2 separate regions of the Homo sapiens genome follow, and region 2 is linked to region 1. A link is a loop called in an ENCODE intact Hi-C map of the cell type or tissue named here. Cell type or tissue: IMR-90. All regions are shown on one strand.

Evidence for each region. Hi-C counts contacts between places; a loop is a spot of excess contacts. Peaks named below come from ENCODE experiments on the same cell type or tissue, not always from the same donor. Only the 100,000 strongest peaks of a DNase experiment are listed, where the experiment ranks them.
Region 2: a loop joins it to region 1, with 2.4 times the contacts of the local background. A loop is called at or near these places in 2 of 110 quality-filtered maps.

The regions. Positions count from the first base shown.
Region 1 is chr9:4,224,271-4,232,270 of GRCh38, forward strand. All of the region lies in intron 2 of GLIS3 (GLIS family zinc finger 3), which reads right to left. Among named protein-coding and RNA genes, the nearest start is that of GLIS3-AS2, 71 kb to the right of the region's middle. In IMR-90, CTCF peaks have their summits at 1,687, 4,530 (motif pointing left) and 5,167; DNase peaks (open chromatin) are centred at 1,261 and 4,531; H3K27ac peaks cover 196 bases.
Region 2 is chr9:3,903,103-3,911,102 of GRCh38, forward strand. All of the region lies in intron 6 of GLIS3 (GLIS family zinc finger 3), which reads right to left. Among named protein-coding and RNA genes, the nearest start is that of GLIS3-AS1, 8.5 kb to the left of the region's middle. In IMR-90, no CTCF peak of the experiment used is centred here; a DNase peak (open chromatin) is centred at 3,859; H3K27ac peaks cover 683 bases.

The sequences.
Region 1 (8,000 bases):
GTCTTAAAAAAATATTCAATCGTGATGATAACCAAGTAAGTAACAGCTTGCTAACAAACTGTGACTATTTCAATGATTTGTCATCTGGCCGTCTCACTGGTGACAGCTTCCAAAGGTGTATGAATGTTTACCATTGAGATGTTCTGTGAGATGTCGTTCATCATACACTGTCCTCTTTATGAGGACTCCCTGGGAAAATCACTATCTTGTGTCTCATCATTAGGAAGAGTTCTGTGCTTCACTATTTAACCTTATGGACACTAAGATTCTACACAGCTGATTGTTTTCTCACCGCATTGGCTACAGGAAAATCCAGAACCAAATCTCTGGCACACCTCTAGCAAATGGAACAGGGCTTACGAGACGCATTTTGAGTCCTAACTTCACCCTTTGTTACATCCCACTTTCCCTTCTCCTATTCCCCCACTTACCTGTTTTTCATCTTTTTCTGTTTTTTTTTTTTTATTTCTATCTTTGAAAGCTGCTTTTAACTGTTTTTGGAACAAAGGAAGTATTTCAAGCTATTTTCATTTACTGACATCAATGTTGAACAGCAAAATCATTCTTTTAGTGACTTGCACTTTTCAAACACTGTCAATATACCAACCAATGTAATGTTCTGGTATACATAATTCTATGCCAAGATTTAGATCACGATTATCACTATGAGTATCGTTATCATTACTACAATATTTTTAAACTATAATAATATACTATTTATATAGATCTTCCTACTATTTTTCTGGTAAGCCTTCACATTTGCAATCTCATTTGACTTGCACAATAATCACACGAGATAGTTAAGCAGGCATTATTACGGCTGTCTTCATTTCTACAGATAAGGAAAATGAGCCTCAGAGACGTTAAGGAGCTTGCCTATATATACAAAGTTGGTAAGTTAATAAGATGAGACCAGTTTTTTTCTTCTAAGTCTTGCATTTTCCCCTACAACTGCAAAAGGTTGACTCTCATATACTTCGCTCTTTAAAATTTTGGCCTAGGACCTGTGACTCAAATGTTTTATTTAGTTGATTTTCTAAGTAGTATAGACCTGCTAGTCAAAATTATACAATTACTCTTTGGTAATGGAACCTCTGCATGATGAGAACTAGACAGCCAAGACACTGGAAAATTTTTTAACCATTAGAAAATGCATGAGTAATTTATTTCCTCCATTGGAATTCAGTGATGGCATTAAGAAAACTCATTCCTGCAACCTAACGAGGAACATAAATGCTTTAATGTGGTCTGCTAAAGTAGTCACACAGAGTAAAACTGCCTCTTGAGTCACTATAACTAGTAAAACCATTTAGTAGTAGAAGATGAAATTTAGACAAGGCAGGCTAAAGAGAAAAGCTAACTAACTGCTTCTTAATGATGAGCTCACGGTACTTCAACCACATCTAAGGGAAAGAATCATGAAGTTCAAACCATATTAATTTCCAAGTCATTGACATTGCTAATGTATGAGAGGGTGAAATGTTGACAACTTGAACTCTTGAGACCTTGAATAAACCAGAGTCTATTCATCCTACGAGTCATGAATTTGAGAAGTAAGGGGAAGACTGCATATGCAATTTTTCTGAGTTTTAATTTCTTCAGGGGAAATGAGGAAGGAGAAGGTCAAAGCAACCCACAACATTTTCTAACTCAACATTCTATGAGTGCAAGAACACTTATTAGCGCCACCTACCTGAAACGTTATCATTTTAACACTGGCCAGATTTTTAAAATATTGCCATGTAATATGTGGGTAATAGGTAATGTTCCAGCACATTTAAATCGTTATTCAGGAATCTGAATATTTTCCTTTAATCAACTTCAAACATACGCTGGTTTAAATTACTAATTCCTGCCTCTGAGACAGTCACATTCACAAAAGTGACTCTTCTCAACAGATAACGTATTGGATACTCAAATTAATTCTGCTTTCCAATATCTTGACAATAAGAAGGAACAGAAGTAAACTGACCTCTTGCTTGGTTAATTATTTTGTTCTTATTTAGATATAGCCTGCATTCTTCCCAACTAAACTATAAAACTCCGTAAAGATAGGTCCATATACATCTTTTTAACAACTTCATACTCAGTATTTCGCATGTTGTCATTATAATAAATATATGTTGAATAAATGAAGAAACTACCAACAGAGACAACATCTGAAACTCAAACAGAAAGACGAGCTCCTCCCAAGAGAAAGTTAGGGTGTGCTATGCTTTGGCTCAAACTCCGCCTCACAGAAACAACCCGACTATGCCTAAGGGGGAGGGAATGGTAAGGTGGAGCTAAGCAGAGGTAAAGATAAGAAAATGATATGGCTTCCTGCTTCCTTCTGAAGTAGAACTCTATAGCATTGCTTCAAAGTTTGGAGATAGCAAGGTCTCAAGAGAAAAGCCAAGTCTCCTTAGCTGGCTACTCCTTATCTGTGTGACCTTAGGCAAGTTACTTAATTCTCCTGAATCTTGGTTTCCTCTACTGAAAAATGAGTAAGGAGTAACAATATTTATCACATAAGAGCTGTTGGTGAGGACGAAAAAGACAGTGGATGCAAAGTTATCTGTTTACACCATGGCCTCAGTAAGTGGTGGCAATTATTATTAATTAGTTTGGAGTAAATTCCTGGAAAACTGACCCATCCAGTTTTAAAGGGAATCAGAATTATTCATGCTTAAGAGGTGCATAGCTGATCTCAGCCATATAGAGATAAATCTGGTGAGAACTAGCAACAGGAGCATCCTGGGAAGGAAAACAAGAGTTCTTGCATGCAAGGGGGAAGCCTGGTGCAGGGAGCGGTCTGTGGAAGAATGACACAGCAGTTCTGGGCCTTTGCTTTGCAGATGGGCACGGGCACAGAAGGAGGCACTGGAGCCTCAGGTCTTGCTGCAGCAACTGGCAACCTAAGCAAGCACCCCTAGTTTTCTCTTCCTCCCTCGGTTGGGTGTTCCATCCTGAGGCAGGTTATTTTACCCCGTCCTAGAAAGACAGGACAGAATTTGCCACACTCCTAAAGATGGTTCTGGGTCACGTTATGTTACCAAAAAAAAAAAAAAAAAAGTAAGTAAGTTACGCCCACACAATGATAGCCTTGAAAGGAAAATTAAGAAAAGCTACCGAAGGTTTTAAAGCAGGACTTATGGAAGAGGCAGTGACTTTCAGATTGTATTGATCTCTCTGATATGGAGCTCCATCCTAGCACAAAGGCAAAATATGGGGCCGATCAGTATTCTCTGGGCCAAAGAATACTCAAAATTCTCTGTGTGCTGTAGTAATTCCATGTGAGTATCTCCTATTGACTGCAAGAGTGACTTGAATCCTGGAAAAGCCAGTAACTGCAAGAGCTTTCAGGAACTCTGGAATGTATAAAGTCTTGGGATAAAGATATACAGCAGACCTATCCGGGACTTCTGTAAGACCAAAGGTTCTATTAAGACAGAAACCCAACATATTATCATGGGATGAAACCACTGCATAAAGTCAGGTGAAGCCAAGGAGCTCTGAACTCCCTTGAGGAAGGAAAAGCAAGGGAGAAGCAATTCTGATTCAATTAAAAAACAATGCTGCTAAGGGTCATAGAATGAAATGTTCTTCACTTCCCATTTCCAAGTTCTGTCCAGGGACCCGAGGGACACAGGCAAAGAAATGGTGGCATCGGAATGTACTTTGTGTTGAAATTGTTTGGGATCACATAATTTGTTGGGATCAGTACATGTCTAACTTAGAAAACTTTGATGAGCCCCACTGTATCCATTTCTCATCCTCAAACCAGGAGAATTTCTCCCCATACTTATAAGAACAAAAGGGAAGGGGCCAGGAGAATCACACAGTTATCAAGTGATCAGGGCCTTGTTGTCAGGGAATACAAATAAAGCAAATTTTTTGAAAGACAAAAGGGTAAAGTAGAAATTCATAAAGAGAAGTCTAAGGTGGCAAAAAAAAAAAAAAAAAAAAGAAGAAGATGGGAACCGCTCTCATGAATGATGATGAATTTAGTTTTAAAATGCTGTTTTAAATGCTGACGGGACCTCTAGGCACAACTGACAAGGGAGTATAGGGGAGGAGTCGGGGCTGAGCCGGAGAGGGGCTGTCCATGCGAATGTAACAGGTGAAGCTCTGAGAGTACATAACCCTCCAGTGCAATGATACATTCTCATATGTGTAGCCAAGACCAAATTTCTACCACGATAAATCTCAAAAGGATGCACCTGCAAAGATCTACTTTGTATATAAAATCATATTCATCATTATAAAATCTCATGTATTAACTAAGTGTCTGGTCTCATTAGATGAAGCTGCAAATACAGCCAGGGCAAGGGAAGAGCTGTAGCATCGCAGTACAGGTACCGTTCTACAAAGTGCTTCTTAATCCCCTATGTATGCATGTATCCATGTGCAAGCCTCTAGGCCTTCAGGTAAACACATCTTTGCTCTTAATAATCTGTGAACACAATATGAAATGAAAAATGATCAAAATGATGATGCTTCCTCTCTACATACAGCCCAAATACAGAAATTGCTGGTGCCACCTATTGTTGAAAACACAGAACTGAAGAGCCACACAGTGGAACTCTGCTCTGTTATCTCTCTGAGTATGAAGTTTCAAAATCTACCCACCAGAAGGGCCAGAGAAAGAGGGTTCATCCTACTCTAAAATAAAACAAACATGTCATGGACATTAACAACTCCTACATAATGCTTTGTTGAGTACAGCAAGATTCTAGCAATAGTTAACTGTTTTAATGTAAAAAATCATGAGGCAGTTTTGTATATATGGATGGGGAATGAGCTCCAAAATTAGTTGTTAGGTGTAAAAAACAAGGTTCATAACAGTGCGTATGATATGCTACCACTGAGGAAAAAGGTAATATCCATGTATAAAAGATGTGAGGAAGGATACATGAGGGAACAGCAACATTGGCCATCTCTGAGGAGGAAGCCTGAAGGCATGGGCTGGAATTAGAGAGATTTGCTTTCGCTGAAATCGCTTTCACTTTGTGCAAAAATTTTACCATGCGCACATACTTTCAAAAGATTTTAAGAATAATTGTTTTAAAGATAAATACTAATTTTGAAAACAATAGTTAATATTAAACTATTGTACATAAAGAAAGAATTGCAAGTTGTCTAACTTTGGTTGGTTAGCATGACCAGAGTTCTGGATCTGAGCAAAAGAGCACAACCTACTGGAATAACAGAAAAGTTATAGTGGGTCTTTAAAAGATTGTAAAGGAGGGCTGGAGAAGTGTCTCCTGCACAGTGTTATCCTTAAACGTAAAGTATTCACGGTACATTTAAAAGTGCCCTGAAGCACGGATATTTTCTGGTTCTCTGGATTTATTAAGATGAAGAAAAAAATATTTCCAGTTTTATTAACATTTGCTTTTTAAAGAGCTTTGATATAAAAAGGTTTTTATTACAATATTACTTCTTATTCAAAAGTAAAAGAAAGAGAACTCTAACAACACATGAAGCTCTTTCAGCTATTTTATAACACATATAAAAGCTAAGTGGAAATTTATACTTGAATACACATCACATCAAATGTCACATCTCCTGAAAATTGGTTCCTGAGAATAATTTCTGTAAACTTACTTATTTCTTAATATTATTCTCCCTAGCTTGGAATAACACTGATATTTACACTGAAGGTGGAGCTCTGAAATTTATTCTGAACATTGCCCAATCAAGGTAACACTAGGAAGAAAGTAAATCCCTTAATTTCTGAAGAAACTTTGGAAGAGAAGGAGGAAAGGACAGGAGACAGCAATAAAATAGTTCCTTGGCATTCCTGGGGAAAGGACTTCAAAGAAAGGCCGACGGGCCAAGTGAAATGGTATAGGTCAGGTCAAGTCAGTCCTGTAAGTTCAAGCTCCAAAACAGCCCCTCTGATCTAAACACATATTTTATATTGAAAATTTAATTTTAAAAAGTGAAAACCAGTAAGCGTCATCAGCCTTAAAGGCCCGATAAATCTCCACCAACTAAGAAAGAAACAGAAATAAAGAAAGTGGGGCGAAGGTCAATGAAATACCGAACTGCAGGCCAGAAGCAGGCAGGGGCAACAGAGAACTGGACTTGCGAGGGGTATGAGAACCCAAACTACCATGTGCTAGATGGGAAGGGAGTCTGGCTCACTCCTTCAAGCCAAAGACTGAGGTAGGGCCTCCTCCCTTCTCTGAAAATACCCAGATAGCCACACATTTGTAAAAGAAAGCGATAGAAAATGATGGAGGACCTATTATTTGGGGCCCCAGGGGTATCAGCAGCTGTGGACCTAGAAAAGAAGGAAAGAAGTCTCAGGAAAAGAATTGAGTCAGGTTTTCTGCTTACTCGATGCATCTGTGATACTGCCCAAGTCATCACAGAGCAGGGAAATATAAGCACCATTATAATACCTAATTATGGACTGCGCATGGGGAACCAGGTGAAAGTAACTGTGAAACTACAAAAGCATCCGTCAAAGAGGGAGAATAAAAGAAATAGCATAAAAAGCAAATATCTCTCAAGTTCAAAATGAACCTGCAAACTAAAATTCCAAAACACATAAAAGAATCTAATTCTAAGAAAGCCAAATCCCCCATCCAATTATAAATTCAGCCCACATGAAATTAATTTCATAGAACAGTCATACAAAGACTTTAAAATAAAAATGTTTAGAGCCAGGTGCAGTGGCTCACATCTATAATCTCAGCAACTTGGGAGACTGGAGTGGGATGATCACTTGAGCCCAGGAGTTTGAGGCTGTAGTGAGCTATGATTGTGACACTGCACTCCAGCCTAGGCAAGAGAATGAGACTGTCTGTAAAAAAGTAAAAAATAAAATAAGATAAATATGTTCAGGATAATGAGATGAATAAAGAAGCATCCATTTAAACAATTATAAATTTATGAAAATTAAAAAGCAGAGTAAGAACAGGTAGATATAAAAAACAATTAAGAATCTTAGAAAATAAAAGTACAGTCAACTGAACTAGAAAAACTCAATGAATGAGTTCAAATCTATACGTGACATATTAAAAATGAACAGTAAATTTGAAGATAATGGCAAGGAGCTGTTATCTTACTTTACCTAAGAGGAAGCATGGGAGAGAAGAGTCTGTTCTCTAAAATTAAGGTTCGGTTGAAAGGCCTGTAAGATAGATTGGCCAGCTCCAATATATATCTAATATCAATTTCTGAAAAGAATGGAAAAAAAATTATGAAGATACAATATTTGGAGAGATCTTCCAGAATTAGAGAAAAAGTCCTTAGATAGAAAGCATGAGCAGGAGAAAGATAAATCCACATCTAGATACATTATGATGGAACAGAAAAACATCAGAATAAAGCAAAACTCTTAAAGGAACAACAATTAGATGCTTAGGAAACGTCTTAAAAATAAACGTCAAGGCCAACAATGTAAAAATCTTCAAAGTTCTAAGGAAAACAGCTGTAAATCAATAATCTTATGACCAACTAAGTATTATTCAATCATTAAGGCAAAATAAGACATTTTCAGGCATTCAAAGATCAAAATTTTTACCAATGTAAACAATGGTCCTACTACTCACAGACCCATATGGGGAATATTAAAGGATGTACTTCAAATGAACTTAATGGAAGGCCTGCAACAAAGCCAATCAACAAAGCCCTGTGGTTGTCATTATGTTCCTGTTAAAGCCCCACCCTCTGATCCACAATAGGCAATTTGCCCAACCAATACTTTTTTTGGGTAACCAGAAAGCAAGAAAAATAATTTCACTCAACATTTAGCTTTGTATAGGATTTGTATAATTTTAACTTGCTGTTTTACAACTCAAAAAAATATTTTTAAAAATGAAACAGACAGGACTGGGCATGGAGACGCACACCTGTAATGCCAGCACTTTGGGAGGCTGAAGTGGGAGGACTGCTTGAGGCCAGGGGTTCAAGACCATCCTAAGCAACATAGCAAGATTCTGTCTCTACAGAAAAATTTAAAAATTAGCCAGGCATGGTGGCATGCACCTCTGTAGTACCAGCTA
Region 2 (8,000 bases), 320 kb before region 1:
TGGGACATCTGGACCTTAAAAGTTTATGTTATCTCCTGTGAGAAGTAACCATTAAGCCCAGGGCCATAAACGCGAAGAAATTCTTAAATTTCCTATATAACACATCTGACTTTCTTCAGACCTCATAATAATACATGGTTAAATGAGGCTCATTTCTTAAAAACAACTTGGATTGTATTTTCTTTCACAGGGATAAAAAAGGTTAAAAAATTTCAGTCTAGTTTATTACCTGCTGTTAGCAGAGAGCAAAGAACTTGCCCTTTACAAAGCCTTGACTGCTCTTTGCGGAGAAAAGTGGAATTTGAAACCACTGATTGTCAATTCACCTATTTCAAAGGACTGCCGTGTTGCATGACACCAAGGACCTTTGTTCACATTGTAATCTATGTGAACGGCGTTCCTGGAATCATTCAGCTCAGCTGCCCTAACCACACTCCATTGGTTCCAGAGTGGCTCTGCCCTGATGTATCCTTCTCATTCATTTGTCGAACAAATATTTATTGGGCCTCAACCATATGCCAGGCACTGTTCTAGGGGCCAGAAATACAACAGCAATCAAAACAAAGACTCCTTCAGAGAAGTTTACATTCTAGAGAAGTCAGATAATAAACAGTAAACTAACTAAATAAATTGTAGAGAAGGTGCCAAGTGCTATGGAAAAAAGAAAAAGAAGATAAAGGTAGATGAGATTGGGAGTGATAGGGGGAATTTTGACCTTTTTGAGAAGAGATATTTGAGGAAAGACTTGAGGAGTTGGAGAAATTAGCTAAGGATGAAGAGCAAGAGAGTTCCAGAAGGAGGGAATTTCAAGGAGGTCAGCATGGCTGGGGTGGGGTGTAACACTGAGAGAGAAGGAAGAAATGAGGTCTGAGGTCACCCTGCATTCCCCAATAAGTCTCTTAGTCTTGGTACAATAGGAAACTCTTACAGGGGCTCCACCATAAATATCCACAGTCTCATAGGCACTTTGTCTCCCCTTCTTTGAGAGCCCATATGAGCTGTGAGGTGTGACTACTGTGCTGGTTAGTTTTAGGTGTTAACGTGCTAGACTTTAGTATCCAGTTATTCAATCACTCATCTAGGTGTGTGACTGCTGTACTGTGGAATTCTCTTGATGGGCTTAACATCTACAGTCAGTTGACTTTAAAAACAGAAGATTATCCCCTACAATCTGGGCAAGACTCATCCAATCAGTGAAAAGCCTGAAGAGCAAAAGAAACTAAAGTTTCACTAAAAAAAGAATAAATTCTGCCTCTGGAATGCAGCATCAGTTCTTGCCCAAGAGTTTTCGGCCTGCCCTACAAATTTCTGACTTGTCAGCCCCCATAATCTCAGAAGCCAATTTCTTGAAATTATTATCTCTCTCCACACTCCTACACACATAATATATAGATATTTATCTTGGTGAGTCTCTTTTTCTGGAGAACCCTGACTGATACAGATACTATTACAATGTGCTTTAAAACCACTACCATATGACCGTTTGTTTCAGGTCAGGAAGGAGAAAGCATCGTGCGGTTGAATCCCACAGAAAAGGGCTGGATGTGCATAGTCAACAGGAAGCACTTTTAAACACTGCATTTCAATTAAATAAATATACACCAATCTCTACAGTGTGTTGGATACTGTGTGCCTCACAACTCTATGGAGTACATACTATTGTGACTTCCACTGTAGAGATGAGAAATCTAAAATAAATTACACAGCTACTAAATGTCAGGCTTGGATTTCGGTGTGTTAGAGGGAATCCCAAATTATGCTCTCAGACATTACATTATACTGGCTCATAAAACAGCCCACCCCCAACTTTCTCCTTGTGTCCACACCACACTACACTGCACAGGCTAACACAGTTTCTCTTCCTCTTATGACTCTTTTTTTTTTTTTTGAGACGGAGTCTTGCTCTGTCTCCCAGGCCGGAGTGCAGTGGCGCGATCTCGGCTCACTGCAAGCTCTGCCTCCCAGGTTCATGCCATTCTCCTGCCTCAGCCTCCCGAGTAGCTGGGACTATAGGCGCCTGCCGCCACGCCCGGTTAAATTTTTTTCTTTTTTTTTTTTTTGCTATTTTTAGTAGAGATGGGGTTTCACCATGTTAGCTAGGATAGTCTTGATCTCCTGACCTTGTGATCCGTCCGCCTCGGCCTCCCAAAGTGCTGGGATTACAGGCATGAGCCACTGAGCCCCGCCTGACTCTTTGATATTCTAGCCGGAAGCCTGTCATTCAGAGCTTGTTCTAGGAGGGAAAGAACCTGGGTAGCCAAGTTCTCTGGAAAAGTCTCTAGCATACCTTATCACCACTGTGTATATTCTGACACCATGCCCTTTAGGGAAAGCGGTCTTTGTTGGAGTAGAGATTGAAGCAATAAAACAGAATGGACCACTTCTGTTTGGTTTTCACTGTCCCCTCCCCTGCAGGTTTGTCACTTGGTTGCATCCTGGCCTAGTAACATGAATGCCTGCAATTGACAAAAATAAAGCATGGTGCTCATCATTCCTCACCATTTGCATCCTAAGCACACACACAGTGGTCCCAGGGCCCCGTCTCCTTTCCCTTGACGATCACCCCTGGTTCTCAGGATGGGGCACTGTCATGGTAACTTTCTGATCCTGAATGAGATGATCTTGACCCAGGGAGTCACTGAACTCAGTATCCCTTGCTAAGACAGGATACCTCCCTTTACTCTTTCTCCTGATTCTGACTTCCTTCCCTTTCTCTTCCTCTTCCCCATTCTTCCACTGTCATTTTTTTGGTCCTCACTCCTTCCAGAGAGCTCAGTCATACTCTGTAGGGATGATGCACACCTCTATCTACATGCTCCCCACATGCTATTCTAGATGTGGAGGTCAGGGAAGGCCTCTGTAGACTGGACATTCTGGGCTGAAACCTGAATGAAGCGATGGAGCAAGATATGGAGAAAGGCATGAAATCTACCGAGGAAACAAACTGATGGGTTCTGAAAACAGTCATTGGAGAGGAGTGAGCAAGGGAGCAAGAGGAAGGGTGCAGGATGCAGGGCTGGACAAATTGCCAGAGGTCAGATCATGTGAGGCCTTCAAGCACATGAAGATTCCGTATTTGCTTTCCTTGTAATGGTGAACCACTGGAAGTGTGTAAGCAGGAAACAAAGTGGTTTATCTTATAAAAGATTCACTCTGATTACTGTGCAGAATACCGGAAGAGGACAAGTGTGTCTGGTTAGGGGCTATTACAACAATCTGGATGAAAGATGCCAACGGCTTGAGGGAACCAGAGGGGGTGAGAAGTGGTCCAGCTGAATTGCTCGACCTTCAAAAGTGCTCTTTCGAAGGTCGAGCTGAATTCACTGTGTAATATGAGAGAAACACAGGAGCCAAGCATGGCCTTAAGTTTTGGCCCGAGGAACAGCAAAGGAGATCACAGAAGGAGCAGGTTGGAGGTAAATCAGCAATTTGGTTTTGAATGTGTTAACACTGAGATGACTCCTGGACATCCAGGCGGAGAGAACCTGCAGGTACCTGCACACAGAGGGTGGGTTCACAGAGCACGATGGGGCCGGACCACGAATACCAACTCCTTGCTGCATTTCTGCCTCAGGCTCTCGTCTCTCACCAATCCATCCTGTGATATCAAATGGACTCTCCTAAAATTGAGTTTATCGTGCTATACTCAAGGTACAAATATCTTCATGTACTGCTTAACACGCAAGTCTCAAAAGGCTAAGACATTAAGCACCTCCATACTGTGACTGTACCACGTACCATAAATGCATATTTCCCTGGGTCCTGAAAAGAGCCTATCTCACTGTCTGCAAACTTCCCACGTAGCATACTATTCATTCTTCCTGCCCGGAACGGACTCCCTCCTCCTAATGTAACTCCTCCAAGATCCTGTTTATGACTCACCTCCTGAATGAAACCTCCCCTGACCAGACCAGTCCACACTGGGCCTCTCAGGGTACAAGAAGAACTGCAGAATCCACTTTCAACACTCCCCTGACCAGACCAGTCCACACTGCGCCTCTCAGGGTACAAGAAGAACTGCAGAATCCACTTTCAACACTCCTGTGATTGGACATGTGCACTGGGGCTTTGTTTCTTGTTATAAATTTAATCTGTACAATTGTGTTGGTCAGTCCACGAGGGCTAGGCTGACTGCCTCTTAATCTTTTAAAACTCCACAGCAGCCAGCAGTGTGGGACCAGCATCATGGTAAATCATTTAATCACTAACTGCCGATTGGATTTCTAAGAAGGAGCCACAATTCTTTATGTAAAGGAAGCTACAATCTCCTAGTTAGTGAATATGTCTAAAATAGACAACGTGATCCTTTCGTAATTTACTTTCCTAATGGAGAATTTTCAAAGATTACAGGTGATATAAATGTGGCAGAAACTACTGATGCCCCACCCAGCGCCCCTCTGATCCCTTCGATTAGCAATGTGCTGCCGCCCCTCAGCTTTGGTGTGTCCGTGCCCCAGTTTCTGTGTACTTTAGAGCCAATGGCTAGCATCCTCCACCCCCCAAACACACACACACACACACAGACACACACACACACACACACACACACACACTACTAAACAGTGCTCCTTTGCCTCAAAGTGAGACAAATGCTGAGACGTTATGTTCCAGAGCTCCCTGTGGGATTGGGCTAGGCTGAGACTACCTGAATTGGCACCCATGCCTTGCTTTTTCCCCTTTCCCCATCCTCTCCTGAGTTCTCTTGCAAGTGCGTCCTTCATAAATCACATGCACCTGAATCCTTGGCTCACAGTGGGCTTGTGGGGAAGGCATTCTAAACTTACTCTGATTTGGTTCAAGAATGTCGAGAGGCAATCAGCAGCACTTAAAAAGATGCTCTGATGAGATTCATTCATTTCTCTCCTGTACCTGCTTTGCCAACTTTGTACAGCAGGAGTATGGAAAGTAGATGTTTAATGAAAGTGGGGTGTTCTGAACCATCCCGGATAATACCAAAAGCCTAAGTGTGGAGACTAAATTAAAACTAAGACCTTAATTTGCCAGAACAATAAGGACTGAAAGGGGCTTCAGATGTCACTGTGTCCAAACCTCCATCTTATGCCCAACTTCCCTGACAGCAACCTGTAAGTGGCTTGTCAGTCTTTGCTGCTTGTTACTGTATAGTAAGGGGCAACGTCCTCATCTTGGTTGTTAGCTGCAATTTTAGACAGCTCCAGTTGTCAAAAAGACTTTTTGTACATTGAGTCCTAATCTAACCCTCAGAAACTATTAGAATTGCTTGAATCCTTTTATTCTTACACCTGCAGGAAGGCTCATGGACATAGACTTGTGACAACTCCAAGGCTCGGAAACCAATTTGTGAGCCTCTGAGTGTTAGTGATTCTGATCTTCAAGGAACTATTTTAGGGCTTAATTTCCCAACCTATCCAGTTGCAAGTAAACAAGTTGGCTCCTTCATTTTTATACAATCTCCCATTATGAAATATTTGTTTAAAATGATAGTTTTTCAACCTTACTAGTGAAATCACCTATCAAGGTTTGACAAGGTTACTGCATGCCGAAATTTGAGCTGCTTCCCTAACAATGCGGGGATTTTTTTCTAATCTATAAAAACAAGGCACCATCAATTGTGATTTGTATTTGTTTTTTTTTTTTTTTTTTTTTTGTACAGGATTATTCTGTTAATGTTTATAAGCCCTTGTAACAAGAGATGGAAATTTTACTCCCGTCATTTTCTCATTTCAGATATGACTGAATAATCGTCCAAGATTAAGTGAGTCAAGTGGAAATAATTAGGAAAGGGAAAAAGGCCCAGATTCTTCAATTTTCAGTTCCATTACATTTTATTCTAGGAGCAAAGGCATTCTGTTAGTCTGAAGCAAGACACACTTCCAAAGAAAACGAGGCACAATCAAAGGCCTTTTGTTTTCCCTGTCTCCAATGAGCACAGTCCATCTGGGCCACGCATGTTTATGCATCACCTTGTAGGGATCCCTTTGTTCTCCAGAAATCAAATGCCACCAAAATATGTTCCAGAAGAAACGAAGCCAGAAGGAAAGACAGTAGGATTTTTTCCCCAGAGGGTTAAGGTTTATTACTAGAACATTCTCATCAAGTGTTCTCTGTGACACTTCAAGCAATGTGGATCTTGTGGAATTAACTCATTGCCAAAAGGCTTAAAAATAATTACAATGAATTAACCTATTATATTAATTACAATTAATTTTCAGTTGAACCTAGGAATTCCATCTCTAGGGGATTCCTTAGCACTGACATGTAGGAAGTGGCTTTGGCATATGATAGGTAATTAATCTCTAACAATCTGCTATCAAATTCATTTCCTTTAGGAATGACCAATTTGCAAAGAGGACCAATTTGCAAAGAGAAATGAGAGTAAAGACTTAGAGAAACGGCATTGGAAGGAATCTCTTTGGGAACAGAAGTGTCCAGTTGGGTGTTCTGAACATCTGTATAGGGGATACCTATTTAGTTAGCAGTGACTCCAAAGGCCCAAAATTGTATCCATAGCTGATTAATGAGCACTCCAAAATACGTGAATGGGTACACATGCTGGGGTATAGCTCAATAAGATCATGAAAAATCAGTGTCAGTATGGACACAACAAAACTAATGATTATTTAGTAAGAAATGATGATTTATGGAAATTGTTCAAAGAAACATAGAATTTCAGAGCAAAAAGGAACTAGGGTCCAAAAGCCTTTCCTGTCAACTCTGTAGCAACACTATCCAGTTGAAATTTCTGTGACGATGGAAAGGTTCTGCACTGCACTAATTGATAGCCACTAGCCATGTGTGACTAATGAGCATTTGAAGTGTGGCTAATGCAACTGAGGAACTTTTAATTTTATTTAATTTTAATTAAATTTAAACTTATAGTAATGAAGTGCACAGCACTACTGCATACCATGGTAGCAGTCCAGCCTTTGTCTAAATCCTTTTGATGACAGGGAACATCCTTCCTTACCATTAAGCACCCTCCATTTAGAAAGAGTGCTTCAGAGCTCATCATTTAAAAAGTTTTGCTTCAAGTTGAACTATAATCTGCCAACTACAGATCCACCCCCCTGTGGTTTACTCCTCACCTCCTCTCCTAGACCACACAGAATAACTGCTCACAGTCTCTTACTGTTTTTTAGTATTTGAGAAGCTTCAAAATGCTGTAGTATCATAGAATTTCAGCCATGGAAGGGGCATGGTTTAGCTTCTTTGTTGAACCTCCCCTCTTAGTGGGTTTTTCTCTAGGCTGAAAAAATTTTGTTTTGTTATTTATTTATTTATTTATTTTGAGACAGTCTTGTTCTGTCACCCAGGATGGAGTGCTGTGGCACAAACATGACTCACTGCAGCCTCAATTTCCTGGGTTTGAGCAATCCTCTTGCTTCAGCCTCCTAAGTAGCTGAGACCACAGGCATGGGCCACCACATCCAGCTAATTTTCAATAATTTTTTCAGAGACAGGGTCTCACCATGTTGCTCAGGCTAGTCTCAAATTCCTGGACTCAAGCAATCTTCCCACTTTGGCTTCCCAAGGTGCTGAGATTACAGAGGCAGGCCAAGTTTTTTATACAGGTAAGAGGACACTTAGGTGGAAAGAGCTTGAGGCTTTTAGTTCAACTACCATGTGATACTGGGCAAGTATATTCACTTTCCTGAGTAGAGTTTCCTTTCTGTAAAATAAGGATAATACCATTTAGTGATCTTGGCTACTTTGAGAACTAAATCAGATAAGACAGAGAAAGCATCTAACACTGCTTGACACACAGAAGTCACTTACTAAAACATCAGTCCCTGCTCTCTCATATAACATGTTATTCCATTCAGCACCTTAATTACTCTCAATACAGAAGCTCAATGGCCTACATGTAAATGACATCCAAATATTAACAGAGTTAACCAGCTGTCTGACCAGGACAGAATAAATACAACAGAACAAACATATCCCTTATTCTAGACTTTCTGTCTCTACTCATACAACCTAAATAGTTAATAGCTTTTTAAAATCCATCTTCCTTCCTTTCT